Linked DNA regions of Homo sapiens: region 1 is linked to region 2. A link is a loop called in an ENCODE intact Hi-C map of the cell type or tissue named here. Cell type or tissue: Calu3. All regions are shown on one strand. Links, peaks and the distances in the headings refer to the core of each region. The heading gives the core; the rest is flanking DNA. Region 1 has its middle 120 kb from the start of PIK3R1. Region 2 has its middle 180 kb from the start of PIK3R1.

Region 1 (11,258 bases), core at 2,009-10,008, 62 kb before region 2:
TTCTCATATGAACATGAGACACTTGCATCCTGGCCTTCCTGAAATGCTCTTAACAAGCACCTCTCCTCCTCCCTCTATGTTAAGACTCTGGACAAACCCCACTGCCTTTAATTCACAGTGATCTTTCCTCCTGTAATTTGCCAGTTACCATTCATATTTACGATATGCTACCTGACTTGGGCAGTTGTGTTTTTATCTGCAGATCTATTGTTTCCTCCTAACTATACTATTTGGGTGCTTGCTCTATGCCACTCGCTTTGTAAATGCTTTATATGGATTAATTCTCACAACAAACCTATGAAGAAGGTCTTGTCATTAGTCCCACATTAAGTTGGGAAGCTAGGACAGAGAAAGGTAAGTTGGTCGTTTGAGTGTAGTAAGTGGTGGAGCTGGTAGATATAATGCCCATATGTTCAACCACTTTGCTGTGCCCTGCACATGGTAGCCATGCAAGAAATATTTGTTCAACTGCTTCCACACTGTTGGTGGGAATGTAAATTACTTCAACCTTTGTGGAAAACAACATGATGATTCCTCAAAGACCTAAAACAGAATTACCATTTGACCCAGTGATCCCATTATTTGGTATATACCCAAAGGAATATAAATAATTTTATCATAAAGACACATGCACATGTATGTTCATTGCAGCACTATCCACAATGGCAAACACATGGAATCAACCTAAATGTCCATCAATGGCAGATTTGATAAAGAAAATATGGTACATATGCACCATGGAATACTCTGCAGCCATCAAAAATGAATGAGATCATGTCTTTTGTAGGAATATGGGTGGAGCTGGAGGCCATCATTCTTAGCAAACTAATGCGAGAACAGAAAACCAAATACCACATGTTCTCACTTATGAGCGGGAGCTAAATGATGAGAACACATGGGTACATAGAGGGGAACAACACACATTGGGACCTTTCAGAGGGCGGAGGGTAGGAGGAGGGAGGGGATTAGGAAAAATAACTGATGGGTACTAGGCTTAACACCTGGGTGATGAAATAATCTGTACAACAAACCCCCATGGCATTAGTTTACCTGTATAACAAACCTGCACATGTATCCCTGAACTAAAAATAAAAGTTAAATTAAAAAAGGAAACCTTTGTTTATCAATTGTTGATTTCCCCACCCCTCTTTTGACCCAGTCTTGCCTATACTACCTTCTCAAATAGAGCCCAGCTTGGGAAGATAATCAAACATCTTTATTATGTTGACCTCCTTGGGAGGAAAGAGTTCAATAAAAACAGTTGAAACTGTTTAATTTTGATTCTGTGTTTTATCACTATGGTTTGTGATTCTATTCTGATATTCTTTGTTGACAGAACCCTCAGATATACAGCCTATTGCAAAGTTATTATTTTTGATATCAGAAGGGTTTCTATTTGAAACATTGTCTATTTACATTCTTTAGCTTAAAATAGTCCGAAGTGTCATTATTATGTCTTCATGTTTCTAATACAATTTTATGATGTTATATCAATATTGACAAGTCCCCACGAAGTATTTTTGCCCTCTCTGGCTTTTGGGAAAGTGTATTATGATAATGACTGAGATCATATTTATAAATGATGCCAGTATATCTTTCCTCAATATGAGAAGGAAGATAGCGTGTGCATGGAATTAAGTGCTTGGCATTGCGCAAGAATAATCTGCCCACATTACAGCAATAGTTCTCACGCTTTCTCCTCACAACTTTCTCATTACAGTGTCATGGTTCAACCCACAACTTCTGATTTTATACTGGCCCCCAGAAGAAAACCATGCCCCTAGTCAAGGCCATTCCTGTGGGACTATAGGACCCAGAATATGTTATACTACACAAGCTCCTTCATTTTCTCCTCGCATTATTATTGAGATAAATCCTAGTTACAGTAAATAATATCAAGGACAATATGCAGGAGGAAATTCATAAAAACTCATTCTGACAGTGTGTAAAAGGGAAGGAGAGTGGTTTGCTGCCAGTCATGGTCATATCACAACTCTATTGCCTGCTGTGTGTTCATGAATTTATAGTAAAGCCAAGGAAAGTATAGAGGGTGGTTTATTTGCGTATTTTTGAAAGCAAACATACCAGAACTTGTACATTTATATCAATGTGTTCTTAAAAGCAGTCACATTATCAACTTGAGCACTAATCCCAAAATCTTATCATTGCTTATATATTTGTTACCTCTTTTTCAAAATTGCCATCAGGATAGTGTATAATAATGTATCAAGCACATTGGGGCATTTTGAGAAAAACAGTGGGTGTTATAATAAATTACATTGAGATAATCATAAAAAACCCAGACTGGGTGGCAAGGATGGGTGGACACTTTGCTCTACAGTCATGTAAGAAAATCAGTTTTCTTCCTTTTTTGACCAGAAATGTTGTGATTCAGTTGGTAGCTTCTTTTATGAGACTTGACTTGTAATTACCTTTGGTTATCTTCAAAATAAAACTTTTCTCAAAAGGTGATTTCTCTGCTCTGATGATAGTCAAAAGAATGTGCTTTTGGTTTTAATATAATTCCAGAAATATTTTCATCAAAAGCAGCATCTTTGTTATAACATCAGTTCCAAAGGGAAAGCATTCTGGCTGCACCTGGTCTATTGTACATGACTTATACACACACATACACACACACACACACACACATGTGACACATATCCTGGGCTTGAACACCTCCAGGCTTATTTTGAGCCAGCTGTCAGGGCCACCTCCTTGCCCTCCAGCCAACTCTCCTCCCTCTAGTGATGGTTCTAATTTCCCTTATCCCAGAGACAGCTCTTCTTTTGGCATGTAGCCTAGACATCATTGCTTCTAACTCCTCCCTGGACTTTTGCAGTACTTTCTCGCCTTTCTCTTAGTTATCACTATAGATCTTAAAGCTTTCAAACTATGAACTTGTGAGGGAGTACATACAAGGGCCAGGCCTTGCAGGCAGAGGCCAACTCCTCCATATGCAACCTGAACAAAGCTGGGCTCCCTTAGGGTCAGTCTCAGCAAGCGTTGTATCCAAAATAAAGACAAATCTGACTCCAAAAAGACCTCAAAGAGTAAAGGAGGAAAATAAAATTCTACTGTAGATGTATTGCCCAGAGAGCTCTCACATGAGAGCACCAATAGAAAGATGTATATATATGGATATCAACTGCAATATTGTTTTAGTAACTGTGACAGGCAAAATAATGGCTTCCCCAAAGAAGTTCATATTCTTATCCCCAGAACCTGTGAATGTGTTATGTTACATGACAAAGAGGAGATACAGCTGCTGGGGGAATGAAGCTTACCAAATCAGCTGACCTTAAAAGAGGAAGATCATCTGAGTCAGCCCAATGTAACCACAATTGTCCAACTTAAAAGTGAACAAGGAAAGCAAAAGGGGAGGGTCAGAGAAAAAGATCTGATGATGGAAGTAGAGTCAGGGAGCTGTCATGCTGTTGCCTTTGAAGATGGAGGAAGGGGAGCATAGGACGAGGAATGAGAACAATCTCTAGAAGTTGGAAAAGACAAAATAAAAAGGATTTTTTCCTAGCACCTCCAGAAAGAAATGTAGCCCTGCCAATACCTTGATTTTAGCCTAGTGAGACCTATATTGGACTTTGGAACTACAGAGCTGCAACATAATAAATGTGTGCTGTTTAAGCCACTAAGGTTGTGATAATTTGTTCTGGCAGTAATGGAAAACAAATATAGTATCTTAGCCCAATAGAGGAATAGATAATATGTGTAGTATTTATTGAAGACATGCAGTATAGCAATTAAGAACGAATAAGCTAAGACGGAAAGTAAAATAGAGGTTACCAGGGGCTAGAGAAATGGAGTAATAGGGAGTTACTTTTTAGTGGATACAGGGTTTCTGTTTAGGGGAAGTGAAAGTTCTCAAAGTAGATAGTGGTGATGATTACATAATGTGAATGCCTATAATGCCGCTGAAATGTACACTTAAAATGATTAAAATGATAAACTTTATGTATCTTACACCATAATAAAAATGAGAAAACAAATGTGCTAGAGCCCTATTTCTTGCTACGGATAAATATTAAAAGTATAAATTATAGAATGGTAATTGAGCTCCACGGTGTTGTTGACACTGCTGGCCCATGGACCATACTTGCAGTAAAGAGGCTTGACAAAGTGAGGGTTGGGTAAGTATGGGAAGGGCTCATAGGAGCCTAAAATTTCAATTTCATATATTTTCCCTGTATTCCTTCTCACGCACATCATCTGCCACTCAGTGACCTGAACAAATACCCATTGTGGCCTCTCAGTCTCTGATTTTCATCACTTCCTTGAAACTTACTTTCTATACTTGCAAATTAAATCTAAACATAGTGTTAGGCTCTGTATCAAAGGGAAGCAGATGTTATCAATAGAACATTTACCGTAATAAACTCAGGTTGTCAGGAGGTTAGATTTTATATTCTGATGATATTTATAATGCTGCATCTAAAAAGAAAAGAATTGAAAAGGTGAAAATTATTGCATTCAATAGCATATTTATTAGTATTTTTATAACAGTTAACTGCCATTCATGTAGAGGTGTTATTAAAATAATCTATTTGCCCCATCACTGTTCTTTGCACTAAAGCTCTAAGAGAAGAATTTCTTGTTTCCGATGGTCTTAGTACTAAGCCAAAGCCAGGCCCAGAGGAAATGACTTACCAAGTGATTCAGGAAACCCCAGTAAATGGTAACTCATTTCCTCATCTCAACCAGCTGAGCTGCTGTGACCTGAAGCTGTTGGCCATTTCTGTCCAAAGGATGAAATTTACAGGAGGACAGATTTCACCTCACCATAAGGAAAAGTTCTGAAACAATGGCTTCTATATTAATGTAGATACTATTATTATCCCCATTTTAGAGATGAAAAAAACCAAGGCACAGAGAGGTTTAAGAAACTTTCCCAGGGCCACAGAGCTAGTGTCAGGAAGTATATGTCCAAAGTCCACATGCTTACTGACCACAGTGGAATAGATTGTATTTTAGTTTGGGTTCCCTCAAAGTTAGAGGCTGAGGTAAGGGCTTGAATGCAACCTACTTATTTGGGAGGTGACCCCAAGTAATGAAAAAGAGGGGACAGGGGGAATAAGACAGGAAAAAAAGAGAAGCCAGGTAAGCATGCATTATCCAGAGACCTCTGAGAATCTTGCAGGAAGCCTCCTGGAATCAACCCCCTTAGGGGAGGTAGACTGCCACACTGCCTCAAAGCCCACAGATGGACGGTTTACTTGAGGGCTACACTTGCATAGTAAGCAGTTTGGGAGAAGGTCTTAGGCTGATGTAGACATAGTTGGGGCACCCAGCAGCTGATGTGAGACATTATCAGCTCAAAGTGAGTCTGGTCTCGGCTGTGACTGAAATCCAAGGTGCGCTGAGGTGATGTGCTGGGGCACTAGCAATACCTGCTACAGATGGCCTCTGGAAGAGCAGCATTCAAGGGTGAAAGACAGTAGTGGAGAATGTTGCCAAGAAAACTGGAGCATGTAGGCTAGAGAATTTCTTCACATAAAATTCTATAATTCTCTAAGTAAAAGTACATAGGGACCATCGCATCTTGTCAACTAATAAATATATTGTTAATATCATAATTATCAGGAATAATGAGAAATATAATTTAAGGAAATACTGTCAATAGCATCCTACTCTTTTCATCCAAGTTAGACATGAGCCCAAGTTAGCAGTACTTAAAAGGAAGAACTGAATTCTTTTGAAATGAGTGTTAAGGTATTCCAGCTTTGATCAGTTGCATGGGCAAAGCTGAAGACTCTTCACCAGAGGTTAGCATGACTAAGAAAGTGAGATTGGAAATCTTCTAATTACAATTTCCAGGTCAACAATACATATTCACACAGGAATATGTATATATGTTCCCTTGCTAAACAAAAGCAATCAGGTAATAATGGGTTTTTTGGAAACCTGAACCTAATATTCTGTGCCATCCATCTTAGAGATCTTGCTGAATTCCTGAGTTAGTATTTGAGGGATACTTGGCAAAGACTCAGTTTTATCCACTGACTCACAGTTGTGGTCAAAGTTGAAGAAGGGCATGAGTCTGCCGCCTACAGGCTACTGGCCATTTCTAAGTTTGGAGGTTCTGTTTGTTCAATTCAGGGCACTCTGAGGAAACATGTGTTAGGATGTGTGGGGAGTGGAGGTCAGCCCCCCACTGACCAGGGAGCTGGTCAGAATTTGGCACAGTTGGTTAAAATAAGGAGCTGAGGTCAACTTTGGTGGTTTGACCCCTCCGTGGACCTTTTATCTTGTAATTCTCCCACCACAGACTCTAACCTCTTTCCAAGAAGTGGTCTCCTATATGCCTCCTTTTGGGTTCAGACAGGGAACAAGAGAGACACTGTGGATGAGTCAATGAACATTCATCATCCCTTCTTGGGGAAACCTCAAAACCTTTGATCTTTTTCCCAAAGGCCCAAACTAATGGTTGGAAAATGCCTAAAGGCAAATCAATGCCTAGAGAGAGTTTTATAGTGGAATAAGGGCAGCGCCAGTTTCTCTGTATTGTTTTCTTTTCTTTTTTTAGAGATGGGGTCTTGCCCTGTCACCCACTCTGGAGGGCAGTGGTGTGATCATGACTCACTGTAGCCTCCATCTCCCCGGCTCAAGCAATCCCCTGCTGACCTCAGCCTCCTGAGTAGCTGGGACCACAGGCACATGCCACCACACCCACTAATTTTTAAAATTTTTTTGTTTTTTTTTTTTTGGTAGAGATGAGGTCTCACTATGTTGCCCAGGCTGGCCTCCAACTCCTGAGCTCAAGAAATCCTCCTGCCTTGGCCTCCCAAAGTGCTCAGATTACAGGCGTGAGCCACCACATCCAGCCTCTTTATTGTTTTTACTTGCAGGTCAAGATAATCAATATTCATTTTCCCTTTGTTTTATTTTTGATTACTGGTGAATTTTCCCTTGAGTGATTTGGTGATTAAAATAAAACGAGCAGTTTCAAGTCCCTGCTGCTGACTGTTAACACACTCTTCCCTCTCAGGAAATGGAAAAGAGGAATGTAATTATACTTCAATAGGGGAACACTCATATAGAATATAGAAGAATTATAGCCTCTGGGGCAACCAAATGTGTTGAGGACCCCACTCTGATATGCAGAAGTCTTGCTTTCCATGGGAAGGAGTCCCTGAGAAGAAAAAAGATAATTCTAGATTGTCACATGAGTCAGCAGAAAAGGCTATGATTATGAGGACCCTTAATATTGCAAAGGACAAAACATACTTCATATTAGCTAAAAAACAAAAAAAGGGAATATCTTTATGACATCAGTGAGAGATTCAAAGGGTCATGCAGCCTTTGGGTTCAAGTATATCCAAGGATTCAAATGAGGTCAACAGGATTCTGTTTTCTTTATCCCTTGGTTCTGCTTGCTTCTGAATGGCTTCATTTTCAGATAGGCCCTCTCCTCACGGAGGCAAGATGGCCACTGGAAGTTCCACGCTCAAAATGTCTTTACTGCTTGCAGTGTCAGAGAACAAAAGAGGGGGAGTCTTTCCTGAGAGCTCTGGAAAGTCTCAGGAAGCCCTTTTATTGTGCTGGTATGTTAGTCAGAGTCGCTGGTTATGTTGTGGGTACGATGAATCCCAAATCCAAGGCTTACCACTCCAGCTTATTTCTCACTCATGTGACATGCCCAATGTGTCCTTGGTCATTAGGGACCCGGAATGATGAACACTCCACCATTTATAGTTCCACCATCTGGAACTTAATATTTTCTTTATTGCTGTAGTAGAGGAAGAAAAAGACTGTAGAATTAGGCATGGATTTTCACTGCTTCAGTCCAGAAGTGATCCATAGCACTTCCTCTTACATTTTATTGGCCACATCTAGCGACACGGCAAGATGACTAGGAATGGGAGGGAGGATTTAGAATGTTAGACGAGGACTACTGTCTCTGCCACAGCTGACTTGGGTCATACGTTCATCTTTAGGTGAGGACTGTGGCCAGAGGATTGAATGCTTTGATTGTAAGTCCTAAGTCATTTGCTATCCCCAGGACTGGTGGGGGAAGCACAACTTAACCACTTTAGACTTACCAATAGCCCCAGGACTAGACCTGAGGCTGATAATATTTTTGGAGCAAACTAAGCAATCAGATGTTTAAAGCCTCAGAAAAAGTTGTTCAGCCATGTTTCCCCCAAATGAAATTTCCATCTAAGGTAGAGTTTGGTGAACTGGTCACAGAGTGATTACTGAGGACACAGAGCAAGTGTCAGCTGAAAAGGAAAGGACATTAGGATCCCTGGAAGCTGATTTAGACTACATCCCTGGGAAGGCTGCCAAGGGAGGCTGATCATCATCATTTATCAATGACCAGGAGGAGACAGTTCAAGGGTGGTGCTGCCCTAAGTCCAGCATGTGACCAGGACTACTTTCAGCAATGGTCCTATACAAACTCTGCCTCATGGAAGAAGGATGAATGTGTATGGTATACAAAATAATGGCCCCCAAATGTGTCTACCATCTAATCCCCAGGACCTATGAATATGTTAGGTTACATGGCAAGATGAATTAAGGTTGCAGATGGAATTAGGGATGCTAATCTGCTGATCTTGAGATGGAAGGAGTATCCTGGACTAGCCAGGTGAAATCAATGTAATCACAAGGTTCTTTATAAATGGAAGAGAGAGAATAAGAGAGATGGCAGCATAGGGCCTCAGCCTCACCTTGCTAGCTTTGAAATGGAGGAAGGGGCCATGAGCTATGGAATGTAGGTGGTCTCTAGAAGCTAGAAAAGACAAGAAACTAGATTCTTCCTTAGAGTCTCCAGAAGGAATGCAACTCTGCCGAAGCCTTGATTTTAGCTGAGTCTTTTGTGAGGCTTCTGATCTCCAGAAATATAAGATAATAAATCTATGTTTTATTAGCCACTAAAGCTAATAAAGCCACTAAAGTTATTTTAATTTTCACTACAGCAATAGGAAATTAACACACTGTGGCTCAGGCTTCTAGCACCCTTGCCCCAGGAAGCACAGGCACAGAGGTGTTTAGATATGACTGAGCCCTTCAGGATGAGGACTGGGCTGGAGAGACCTCCCAGAGATAAAAGGGGACACTGGCCAGACAAGGCAGGCAGATGCCATGGTTCCTGTGATGGGGGAGTAGACAAAACATGAAGAAGGTGCCAGAGAACAAGGCCTTCTTGATCCCTTGTGTCCTTCCTGGAGTCAAGGCAGCCCAGAGTTTGTGTATCATTTGATTGCCCTTCTCGCCTGAAACATAGATGTTGAATTAGAACATACTAAAACCAAAGCAAAACACAGACAAATAACTGGATATTTTTTCACCAGGCCAAGTTGGGTGGGGCACTGTAAGAACTCAAACTTTACAGGCCGAGAAGTCAGGGCCAAACCCACAGACCTAGTAAATTAGCCCAAGTTGAGAGGCATGCACACAGCCTGGACTTCAGAATGGAGATTTTTCTAACAATCTTCACAGGAGTTGACTCACGGTATGCTCCATATCATGGTCGTATAGAAGGAGACAGTTAGGAGAACAGTACTCCTTTAAGGATAATTTATGAGCTTGCATAAATACCCATATACACACGGACAGAGAAAGCCAAAACTTTCTAATGTCTTCAATTACCTTGTCTGCCAAGAAGAAGGGAACACTAGCAGGAAAGGCTTGCCTCCTTAGAATCAAATGGATTCCCCACTCCCATCTTTGGTGTAATGCTACACATGTGCAGGTAGCATACCAATAGGGTCAGAAGAATGAGGCTTCGATCATTGGTAATGGGACCCACAACTTGCCATTGCTCTCAGAAGCATAGCAAGTGAATGCTGTGATCCTTTCATAGAAACTTGTAGCCCTCATACTGTGAGCTAATGGTCCCAGTCTTGTTCTTAGGTGACCATATGTTCACATTAAGCTTGAACTTTAGTGCTCCCATATCTATTAGTTATCAGCATCCAAGTCACTCAGAGCAGACAAACCACTCCAACATTTGGATTGAATTAACACCCTTACTGGCAAACCACTTACAGAGGGAATCAATCTCCCTTCAGAGGCCAAAGTATTCTCAGTGCCCCTTCTAGGAACAGCTCTGCTTTCAGACAGCTGAGGCTGAGAACTGCTGAGATGCTTGGCCACCCTGTCAAGCATCCACTGTCGGTAGTTTGTGGGCATGAGAAGGCTTCATGACTCCAGGGCTTTGGTTACTAGACTTTGCCAAGTGCTCACTTGTCAAGCTAAGGCATGAGGTAAAGGAAACCCACATCTATTGAGCATCGATTTGCCAGGTGCACATCTATTATCGAATTCAATCACCACAGCAACACTATGAAGTTGACACTGTTATTCTTAATTCAGAACCTGGGAACTTGAAAAGCTCCAGCCTAATATGGTTAACTTGCCCAAGTTGCACAGCTAGCAAGCAGGAGAGCTCACGCCTTTTCAGGATCCCCTTGGGCGTCCTAATTGGTCACATACTAAAGTCTCATTTTATAAATTCCCATCCCTCTTGCTGATTTTTTGTATGATCTGAATAAACTTTCTTTCCATCTCTGGGATGCAATTTTTCTAAAAATTGATATGAGAGAAGGCAAGAGTATGAATTTTCATCGGGCACTTCAAAGAGAACTGATATATAGATTCTAGTGTGGTCAGGTAGAATGAGCTGTGAATATGGTTTCAGAACACTCGTATGTGTCTCAGCTCTTCTCCTTATAAATTTTAAGGGCAAACCATTTAACTTTGCTAATCCTTAACATGATAATTTTTTAAATGAGGAAAATAATACCCTATTATATACTATAGGACTATTATAAGGATCAAATGGAATGGCAGATACAGAATTGCTATTTACCTGTAGTATTTTTAGCTCACAGGAGCAGGAATATAGGCATCAAAATTCTGTATCATTATTTTTGAAATCATACAGACCAAAAGTCTATACTTTTCCTATGGTTCATCTTTAGACATTCTATTACCTTTGGAAATGAATTCTAGAGTGGTTATCATAATATTAGCTACCATTTATTGAGAGCCTCCCCTGCATGCATTATTTCTAATCTTCACATCTCACTCTTTCAAGCAGATATTACCCACAATTAAATCTTAAGAAACTGAGACCCAGAGGTTAAGTAACCTGCTCAGGGAATTGGCAGAAGCAGGATGGGTCACCAGGTATGGCTAATCCAAACTCTGTGTTCTCTATCTCACATTTTGTAGAAAAAAAATACTAAGAGGTTATTAATTTATAATATAATTTATTTATTGCTATTCATGTATACATT
Region 2 (11,258 bases), core at 1,190-9,189:
ATGCCTTCTGGAAACGAATGTTCCTCCTACTCCATCTCTATCACACCAACATGTTCTAAAAGTTTTTGGTTTTTTTAAATAAGCTTTATTCTTGTCCCTTGAAAACAAAAGTTTGTTGCCCTTTGATGAGCACCTGGCTTCCAGGTCAAGTGGCTTTTCTCCTGAGGCCTCTTTAGGGCACAACCTAGCCCCAGATTTGCTGGCCTATGTAGTCAAAATAGAGGATTCAGCAAAGGAGTCTAAGCAAAGTGTGGTATGTGTGCATTTCCTGAAGAGTCAGAGACATTGTCTCAATCCTAAACCTTATTGAGCACTATCTCCTGATCTTTTCACATTTCCAGTGGTGGGGACAGACACCTGTATTTTAAAACATTTCCTCCCATCATTCTGCTCTGCAGCTCCATGAACACCACTGTATAAGAAGAGACGTCCGACAGGGCAAAGACTGTGTTGCTCATCTCTATTTATTTGACTAATATTTACTGAGCATCTACAATAAGCCAAGAACCATTAGGATTTGGCCATAAAATAGTGAATAAGAGAGACACCTTCCCTACCCTCATGGAGCTTTTACTGGGGGAGTCAGATGTTAAACAAATAATTATAGTTAATTAAATATTTGCAACTAATTTAAGAATTAAAAGGTGAAAGAAAAACTTCCATATCTCAAGCATCTGGCCAAGCACAGTATAAATACACAACAAATATTTGTCAAATATCTGCTATTTCTTTGGGTTATCCCATGGGCAATAAATGCCCAAATATATTCTGTTAATAGTTACTAGGCAAGCAAAAGACTATCCGTCTGATAACTTTGAGAAACCTGGTTTAGACCAAGTCAAATAGGCTTCTTTAATGCAGGGATTCTCCAGACCTTAACACACTAATATGCATTGACTCTCTAAGTTAGCTCTCAGATTTGCATAGGATATGTATTAGTTCATTCTCAAATTGCTATAAAAAAACTACCTGATACTGGGTAATTTATAAAGAAAAGAGGTTTAATTGGCTCACGGTTCTGCAGGTTTTACAGGAAGCAGGGCTGGGGAGGCCTCAGGAAACTTACAATCATGGTGGAAGGTGAAGGGGAAGTAGGCACATCTTACATGGCTGGAGTAGGATGAAGAGAGAGAAAGGGGAGGGGCTACACACTTTTAAACAACCAGATCTCATGAGAACTCTCACTAGCACAAGAACAGCATGATCCATCCTCACCCCCATGATTCAATCACCCCCCTACCACACCCCTCCACCAACATTGGGGATTAAAATTCAAACTGAGATTTGGGAGGGGACACAAATCCAAACCATATCAGTATATCACAAGTACTTCTGTCCTGCAGCATTCCAGGGAGCCTAACCATCTTGAGATATATATATAGATATATTTTTTTGGAAATACTTTCAATGGATTTTCAGGTGGAACTTCAATGCTTCCACCTGAAGGGGGAAAATGCCTTTCTTTTCCATTGCCAGCAACTGGGCCCTGGAGAGTCTGATGCTGACCTGGGTTTTCTCTGGTAACACAGTCCTGCCCCTGGCCTAGGAAACACCCTCTTTGTGCCACCCAGATATGCAGAACAAGGAATAGCACACAGCCAGATGATCACTTACTTAGGGAAAATGAAAAGGCCTTGATGCATTCAAGATCTGAAGATGCAGAAATAAGCACTGCAATCTGAGTGCCTAGTGACTTTGCTTGGTACCACCTGGAGTTCAAGGTCAGGGCAAGGGTACACACTCAAGTCTGATGACTTCCCATAAGAACGTTTGCATACTTGGTGGTAGGAACAGGAAGTATTTGCTAGACTGTGCAAAGTGACATGAAATTTAGCTGCAAAAGCTGAACTCAAGATTTATCCACACTGAAAACGTAAATCCATTGTTCCTATTTAGGGTTGCACTGGGCATACTTACACTAAAAAGTTATTTGTTGTTTATCTGAACTTCTAACTTCAATGGCCATCCTGTATGTTTATCTGCTAAGTCTGGCAACTCTACTTTTGTGCCTGTTTGCTCTGGCTACCATGAGTTCTGCCCATGAGTGTGAGCTTTGAATACAAGGGGCTAAGAAGGCTGTGCTGTGGGTGCCAACCTGTCAAGGTAGTACCCAGTCTAGCTGCTGTGCAGATGTGCAGGACAAACTTTGCTGAGAAGCACTCCTGGCGCTATCAGATTTGGCTAGTTTCTGCTGCTGGTAAGCTGGCAAATTCCACTCTTATTTCAAAACCAAAAAAAAAAAAAAAAAAAGAAGAGGTGAGTTTTACAAGCAGTCTTTTGTGGTACAGAACAGAGTAGAGCAGTGATTCTCAACTGGGAGCAAGCTGGCAACGTCTGGAGACAGTTTTGATTATTACAGCTGGAGGGAGAGGGGACAGTGCTACTGGCTTCTAGCTGGTAGAAGACAGGATAAACATCCTACAATGCACAGGACAGGCCCTGCATCAAAGAATTATGTAGCCCAAAATGTTAATAATGCCAAGGATTAGAAATCTGGACCAGAGGAAACTGAGCCATGTCCTAGAAGCAAAGCTAACCCTGAGCAAATTTGTTAAGAAGAGAAAGTTATAGTTTTCTATCCCTAACCTTCTTTCAACAATCCCCACCCTCAAAGAGTCCAGTGTCTCTATGTTGTCCTTGGTTCCTTTAGTTGAGGGAAAACAATATCTGCCTACTATACCCCAATTATTTATTAACAACTTAATATGCTAATCTCCCAAAATATGTTAATTTTCTAAACCATCTCCTGTTCAAAAGATGGTGTGGCTGACATTGCCAACTCCCTACTTCTGAGCTGATCTCTCCTTTTTCCTTGCTAACAGAGCCCCCAACTTTGTCTGGGGAAGCATTGTGTCCAGTTAAAAATACTGACCCTCTTAAACTTTCTTTCACAAGCGAATATGAGATGGAATTGGAGTTTCTGGGAAGGAAATTTCCTGCCTAATATACAGACAGATTTTGCTGGCTCTGAGCTTTGTTGCTTTTGTTCTTTCTCCCCACTCTCCTGGAATGCAGAAGTGATGGGCACAAGAGGAGCAGCTGCCATTCACAACCATGAAGCCAAAAGCCACACACAAAAGGCACTTGAGTAAGAGGCTGGAAGGGTCCTGGGTGCTTGGCAACTTTTTCAAGGTGGTGCACCATTCTGCACTAGTTATAACAAGATTTCTCATTACATTGAAAAAAAAATAAGTAACTTGGTTAATCCTCTGAAGTTGAGTTTCTGTAACATGCAACCAAGCTCAGCCTTAACTGATAAAAGACCTGGAGAGGAATATGCTTAACCCAAGCATTGAATCTAATGGTGAAATCCTAGGAGTATTGGAGATCCTAAGGAGTGATGAAATATGCAAGAACAGAGGATTTTCCCATCTCTCCTTAGCTCACCCAATGTAGACACTTCTGTACTTATGTAAATGCCCTTGTTCTGACCCAAGAAGCAGGTTAGATATTAGAATATTACTAGTGCCGGTCATTGCCACAAATAGTAGAGAAAGTTCCGAGGGGATAAATGATTATAGGAAGCATTCTTGGGTGTCCCCCAGGAGGCCCAGCACGAATGACAAGTGGCCAGCCTTCATTTGGACCATATCTGTTCACTAGGAAAGATGCTTTTGACCATACTGACTGCTGAGAGAAAAGGGCCAGCATGGCTCCAAAAAGAGTCTTAGGTCCACCTGAGAATTGACACAAAGCATTTTATGTATAATCAAGGTAAGGATTATGATGAAGAAAAGATCATCCTCAATATTAATGGCCTGTTTGCAAAGAGAAGAAAAGGTCCATGGTCACTCCTACTTTTTGAAGAACTTGCCTAGCCATCTAGCCTCATGGGGATGGAAGCTGTGGTGAGGCACTACTTCATCTGTATATTCTGGACTTAATCAGAGAAATAGCCCCTCACTTCCAATTCATACCTGCTCCTTGGCCTCTTGCCCTTTCCAGGCACTTGTCAGTGTGTCCCAAATAGGGTAAGGCTTAGCCAATGAGAAAGTGGGCATAGCAGTGACACCGGGGATACTTGCAGTGAGGCCAGTCCCCTCTCCTGTCTCTATGTCCTTTCATGAGCCTTATTAGGATGTGACTTAGACCATGTTTCTTGATCTCTCCATACTGTAAGATTCTTCCTCTGCATAAATGCTGTCAATCATAGTACCTACTGTTAATCAAGTTTAGCCTAAAGCTGCCGCCTTACATATTTAAGATAGGCCTAAAGGTTTTTCCATACATCGTGAACTATAACAAGTAGAGGTGTAATCTGACCGTAGCCCACATCTATGCCATTCACTGAGTTTGGGCCAATCAAATGTAGCCAACTGTTCAAACCATGTTCAAATGAGGCAGACACCAAGCTGTAACCAATCCAGTTGCTCCTGTACTTCACTTCAACTTCCGTATGTCATTTCCCGTTTTTTTTAACCTATAAATCTTCTTCCACCACGTGGCTGCGATGGAGTCTCTCTGAACCTGCTGTGATTCTGGGTGCTGCCTGATTCTCGAAACGTTCATTGCTCAATTATACTCCTTTAAATTTAATTCGGCTGAAGTTTTTCTTTTAGCACTACTTCATAAGGTACTTATGAGGATTGATTGGGATTATCCCCATAAAGAGCCCAGCCCTGGCCTTGGCCCTGGGCTGGACAAGTCTGAGAACACTCATTGAATGTCAGCTTGCATGATCCTCATATTATCCCACTAGAGTTTCATCATGTGGCAAAGAGGTGAGGGGATTTCCCCCATCGGTGTTAAGGAAGGCAGCTTGCTTGTATTCTCCTGAAGGATACATGAAGAATCAGACAATGTGTTATTTTGTTATCTGATTGTCTTCTTGGGCAATCTGTAGAGAATATACAACAATCAGTTCTAGCTCTCAAAGAGCTAGAAAGTCACCCCTAGCAGCCACTGAAGCAGCTACTTCCTTGGGGGTGGGAGAGGTGCTGCTCTGGGCTGTTTACTCACCACCTACCCTCCACCCCTCAAACCTCGTGATGCTTGGCTAGACCTGAACCCTGAGAAGGGCCCTGAAGGCTCAAAGTCACAGGAGAAGCCAGCCCAGCTCCAGGGGGAGGAGACAGACAGTGGAAGAATGAGGAAGGGGGAGGGGAAAGGAGGTCCTCTGCACCCAAGTTTTAAGGTCTCCTTGAATTCAGACCATCTGCACAGATGGCCAGAAGCAGCCCTGAGGTTTTTCCCACCTAATGGAATGTGTAGGTTTAAATGGGAGGACTTGGGCATGTAAACCATTAACAGGACTCCCAGCCAGGTGACAATGATACAATATGCCCTTGTTTGGGAGCCCTGTCTGAATTATGCCTTTGTGTAATATAATCTGTGCAAACTGCTTCTGGGCCAGAAGCCACTGTAAGCAGGCTGTGTCTCACCTCAGGTTTTTATCTAAAAAGCCTTACCTAAGAAACACAATAGCCCAAGTTGACCTGGCGTGATTTCTTTTAAAGGTGAGTGTGCACATGTGCATTGAGGGGGAAGGGAAGTAGGTAAATGAACCAAACAACTCACTTGCATATTAAACTCTCACTTGTAAAACTCGCAAAGAATAAAGAAATGGGCATAAAACGTAGCATTGAAATCATACATAGAGGGAGATTTCATCAAACGCTGCCTTCATGAGGCAGTGTTCTGCACACACGTACAGATTGTGTGGTGTTTGGGCAGGGCATTTGTCATACTGGCAAGCACTCGGTTAAAAAGTAATCAGGTTCCAGGCCCTCTGTTCTTCCCAGAGAGAAGAGGCTGCTCCTGGATGTGGGCGTACCTGGCTATCTGCACACTAAGGATCCCCAAGCAATCTGTAAATATTACCTCACTGGTTAGGCAAGCTCATGCCCCCTGCAGTGTTTAAGAATGATGGCAAAGAGCCAACCAGGGATCTACCCTATTTCCTGGTCAGAGAGTGACCTTGGGTTCCCTTATAAGCCTGAATAGAATCCTGCTGAAATACTCCCAGACACAGCACCTCCTTCACTAAGAGATCATCTCCAGTTTAATAACAGCACGGGGCATACCCGAGAGCCTCCCTGAGGTTCCTTTGTGTAATTCCACCCATGTGCTGGTCTAAATGAGCCCTCATTTTTCTTAAAGTTTACACCTTTATGAAATTATGTAAGCCATTTCAAATATTTTGACAACCAAATGAAAACCCATAAGTAGAACAAACTTATCATCCATCAATATGATACCTGTACAATATATTCTTACCAAGAACAACTACGCAGTTGCTTAAAAGAATAAGGCTACATGTATTGATACAGAATTATCTCCACAGTGGGTTGAATGAAGGCTTCCAAAAAGATATGTTCATATCCTAACCTCTGAACACGTGAATGTAACCTCATTTGGAAAAGAGGTTTTGGCAGATGTAATTAAGTTAAGAACCTTGAAATGAGATCATCCTAGACAATCTGCATGGGCTCTAAATCCAATGACAATTGTCCTTATAGGAGACACAAGGGAAGGCACAGAAGAGAGAACACAGAGGGCAAGGCCATGTGAAGACAGAGACTGAAATTGGAGTGATGCAGCCACAAGCCAAGGAATGCCTGGAGCCACCAGAAGTTGGAAGAGGCAAGAAATAGACTCTCTTCTAGAGCCTGTGGAGCTCTGCTAATACCTTGATTTTGGATTTCTGCCCTCCAGAACCATGACAGAATAAAGTTCTGTCTTAAGTCACCTAGTTTGCGGTAAATTGTAAAAGCATCCCTAGGAAATGAATGGACTCTCCAAGTATTTAAGTATTAAAAAAGATACAAGACACTGGTAAGAGTCTTGTCTCTGGGAAGAGGGGTACTTATGTTCTCCTTTGAATGGCACTCCCTAAAGTTGGGCACTGCTATGGACAGAATAATTGCCCCCCAAATATGTACTCATCATAATCCCCAGAATCTATGAATATGGTAGGTTACATGGCAAAGTTGAATGAAGATTACAGATGGAATTAAGATTAGTTAGTTGAGCTTAAGACAGGGAGATTGTCCTGGACTGTCTGGGTGGGCCTGATGTAATCACAAGGATCTTTAGAAGTAGAAGAGAGATACAATAGAACATTATTTGGCAATTAAAGGGAATTAATAGATGCTACAACATGGATGAATCTTGACAACATTATGCTGAGTGAAAAAAACTAGTCACAAAGGACCACACATTGTTTGGTTCCATTTATATGAAATATCTAGAATAGACAAATCTATAGAGGCAGAAAGTAGATTACTGGTTGCCCAAGGCTGGAAATGATGGAGGGCTGGGCATGTGGGTGATGACTCAGAATAAGGGGTTTCTTTTAAAAGTGATGAAAATTACCTAAAATTGGTTGTGGTGATGAATGAACAATTTTGTGAATATACTAAAGCCACAGGATTATTATACTCTTAAATGGGTGAACTATCAGTATGACAATTGTATTTCAATAAAACTTTTTAAAAAGTGGAAAAAAAGAGAGGCAGAAAAAGAAAAAGCAGTGACAATTTGACATGTCAATTGATGGCCTTAAAGACAGAAGGGGGCCACAGACTAAGGAAGGCCAGCTACCTCAAGAACCTGAGAAACAGCAAGGCAGTGAAGTCTGTCCTAGTGCCTCCAGAGAGATGCAGCCCTGCTGATGTCTTAAGTTTAGCTCCCTGATATAGTTTGGCTCTATGTCCCCACCCAAATCTCATCTCAAATTGTAATCCCCATGTGTCAAGGGAGGGAGGTGACTGGATCATGGGTACGGTTTCCCCCATGCTGTTCCCATGATAGTGAGTGAGTTCTCATGAGATCTGATGGTTTTATAAGGGGCTCTTCCCCCTTTGCTCACTCCTTTCTCTCCTGCTGTCTTGTGAAAAAGGTGCTTGCTTCCCCTTCTGCCTTGATTGTAAGTTTCCTGAGGCCTCCCCAGCCATGCAGAACTGTAAGTCAATTAAATCTCTTTCCTTTATAACTTACCCAGTCTTGGGCATTTCTTTATATAGTGTGAAAACAGACTAATACACTCCTCGAAACTCATTTTGGACTTCTGATCTCCAGAACTGTAGAGAATATATTCGTAATGTTTTGAGCCGCTAAGTTTATAGTAATTTTTTTGTAGCATCATAGAAAATGACATTTCTCGCACCGTTTTTCCTTTCGAATTGTGTGCTCTGTACATACATTACCTACTCAAAATTTAAATGAAAACAAAACAACCTATTCAGGCAATGATTCAATGTCATCTGGCAAAAATTTTAAATACCTGTAACATTGCTGTTCAACAGAAATACAGTCGAAGCCACAAATGTGCATGATATATTGTAATTTTATATTTTCTAGCAGCCAAATATTTCAAAAAATAAAAAGAAACAGGTGAAATTAATTTTAGAAATAAATTTTGTTTAACCTATCTAAAATATTCCCACATATAATCAATATAAAAATTATTATTTTACATTTTTTTCTCATGCTACATCTTTGAAATCTAGCATGTATTTTACATTTATAGTACATTTCCACTAGAGTACAATCATGGCGGAAGGGGAAGCACCACATTGGAAGTGCTCAGTAGCCACATATGGCTAAGGGCTACTATATTAAACAACAAATATTTAAACATCCAGCAGGAGTGAGGGGTAGGGAAAGGGGCACTTAAAAAAACAATTCAGTGAGAATGGGAACTGCTAAAACTTTTTTGGAAAGGCACTTTCTAGTACTATTTGAAATATATATCATTTTAACTTAGAAATCCATCTTAGAGATTCATGCTACATCATTATACAAGGATGCAGCTACAAAAATATTTATTGCTCAAAAGGCAAAACACTGGATACAACCTAGATAATCACAAATATGTTACAGGCACACCATGGATGTTATGTAGGTGTCACAGAAAATGAGCTGGAGCTTTATGTAATGACTATAGAATATTGACCATGTCCAGGGTATGCCGCTATGTGAGAAAAGCTTAGGTGAGAAGTGTTTTTTGTATATTTTTTTGGGAAAAAGCCAATTAAGATATAGATATACAGAGAATTATTCACACCAAACTTAATATTGGTTACTCTGTGAAGTAGTGTTGAGGTGTTATAAATACTATTGTTGACTTTCTCCTTATAGACATTTTGTTGTGTATTTCTTTGTAGCTTATAAAGAAAGTCAACATATACATGTGATATTGATATGGTTTGAATATTTGTCTCTTCCAAATCTTATGTTGAAATGAGATCCCCAGTGTTAGAGGTGGGGCCTAGTGGGAGGTGTTTGGGTCATGATCATGGATCCCTCATGAACAGCTTGGTGCCCTAGGAAATGAGTGAGTTCTCACTCTGAGTTCACATGAGAGCTGATTGTTTAAAAGAGCCTAGCACCTCCTCCTCTCTTGCTCTTTCTCTCACCATAGGACACACTGCCCCACTTCATTTTCTGCCACGATTGTAGGCTTCCTGAGGCCTCACCAGAAGTAGACGCCAGTGCCACGCTTGTACAGCCTGTAGAACTGTGAGCTAATGAAAGCTCTTTTCTTTATAAATTACATTTATAGCAGCACAAAACAGACTGACACATGTGTATATTATATATATTATGTATATTATATACACACACATATATATACACATGTATGTGTATCGATACTTTAGGAGACACCCCAATGGTTACACCATCGGCAAATCATCAGTGACCACATCAAACACCTCTCCCCAACAATAACCTTAAATGGGACTGACCTTTCTTTGACCAGGTACTTTTTTTTTGCTAATTAGAGGGAATATCTCAAATATGTTCTATGAAACAGTACTTCTTAACATGCACACTAAATTGCTATGCCTTTAGAGTCTATCAGTCTGTAACAGAAACCCATATATTCTGCCATTCAGAGAAACATTTCTTGTTTATCCAAGTTCACACCCCCACAATCCTACCCAATATCCAGGTAATAAAAAGAGTTTTTTAAAAGCTTGAATTTGCAGGAAAAATTAATTATGGACCAAGGAATTATCATGAACTGAATACTAAATATAAATTGAGAGTTTCCACACATGGATTTAAAAGGAAAAATCTCAGATGGTTTATAAAACATTTCAGACTTCAGCGTCTCTTCCACATTCAGTGTTTGGTCAGTATTATTTGTTAGACAGTGTCAGCTCTGGTTAGCATATCTGTTAGATGGTATGTATTAGGCTTTCCTGCATTGCTACAAAGAAATACCTGAGGCTGGGTAATTTATAAAGAAAATATATTTAATTGGCTCACAATTCTGCAGGCTTTATGGGAAGCATGGTGCCAACATCAGCTTCTGGTAAGGCCTCAGGATGCCTATAATCATGGCAGAAGGTGACGGAGAGCCAGCATGTCACATGGTGAGAGCAGGAGCAAGAGAGAGAGAGGGGGAGGTGCCAGGCTGTTTAAAACAACCAGATCTCACATGAACTCACAGTGAGAACTCATTCATTATTGTGAGGACAGCATTGAGCCATTGATGAGGGATCTGCCCCCATGACCCAAACACCTCCCATGAGGCCCACCTCCAACATTGAAATCACGTCTCTACCTGAGATTTGGAGAGGAAAAAACATCCAAACTGTATTAGTCCATTCTCACACTACTATAAAGATATGTCTGAGACTGGATAATTTACAAAGGAAAGAGGTTTAATTGAATCACAGTTCCACATAGCCGGGAAGGCCTCAGGAAACTTACAATCAAGGCAGAAGGTGAAGGGGAAGCAAGGACCTTCTTCACATGGTGACAGGGGAGAGAGAGAGCCTGAGGGGAAAATGGCCAAACTCTTTTAAAACATCAGATCTTGTGAGAACTCACTCCCCATCACAAGAACAGCATGGGGGAAACTGCCCCCATGATCCAACCACCTCCCACCAGGTCCCTGCCTGGACACATGGGGGTTACAATTTGAGATGAGATTTGGGTGGGGACACAACGCCAAACCATGTCACAAACCATATCAGATACATAGGTGATCGTCAGCTGTTTACTAATATTAATTTATTCATAAGACATCTCTACCTTAATTACATTTCACAAAATAATCATTTTAGAAAACTTGCTTTTTTCTTTACATCTTATAAAGTAATTTTATTCAAACCTTTTAAATCCACTTTTGATATCCCTGACTTTGTCATTATGTAAACCAATTTGAATCATCTCACACTGTTTCTGGAGGGTGTCGTGTTCAATTCTGTCCAACTTGTTTGAGATAAATGTATGACGCTGAAACTAGAAATGTTATTGCAAGCCATAGATACCTGTTTCTGTTAACATTAGGGGAGTATCTTCAC

What was found. Hi-C counts contacts between places; a loop is a spot of excess contacts. Peaks named below come from ENCODE experiments on the same cell type or tissue, not always from the same donor. Only the 100,000 strongest peaks of a DNase experiment are listed, where the experiment ranks them.
Region 1: it touches region 2 in a loop (1.9-fold over the local background); 7 of 110 quality-filtered maps call a loop at or near these places.

What each region holds. Positions count from the first base shown.
Region 1 is chr5:68,328,083-68,339,340 of GRCh38, forward strand. No RefSeq gene overlaps it. Among named protein-coding and RNA genes, the nearest start is that of PIK3R1, 120 kb to the left of the region's middle. In Calu3, for the core only: no CTCF peak of the experiment used is centred there; a DNase peak (open chromatin) is centred at 6,059.
Region 2 is chr5:68,391,062-68,402,319 of GRCh38, forward strand. No RefSeq gene overlaps it. Among named protein-coding and RNA genes, the nearest start is that of PIK3R1, 180 kb to the left of the region's middle. In Calu3, for the core only: no CTCF peak of the experiment used is centred there; DNase peaks (open chromatin) are centred at 5,170 and 5,830.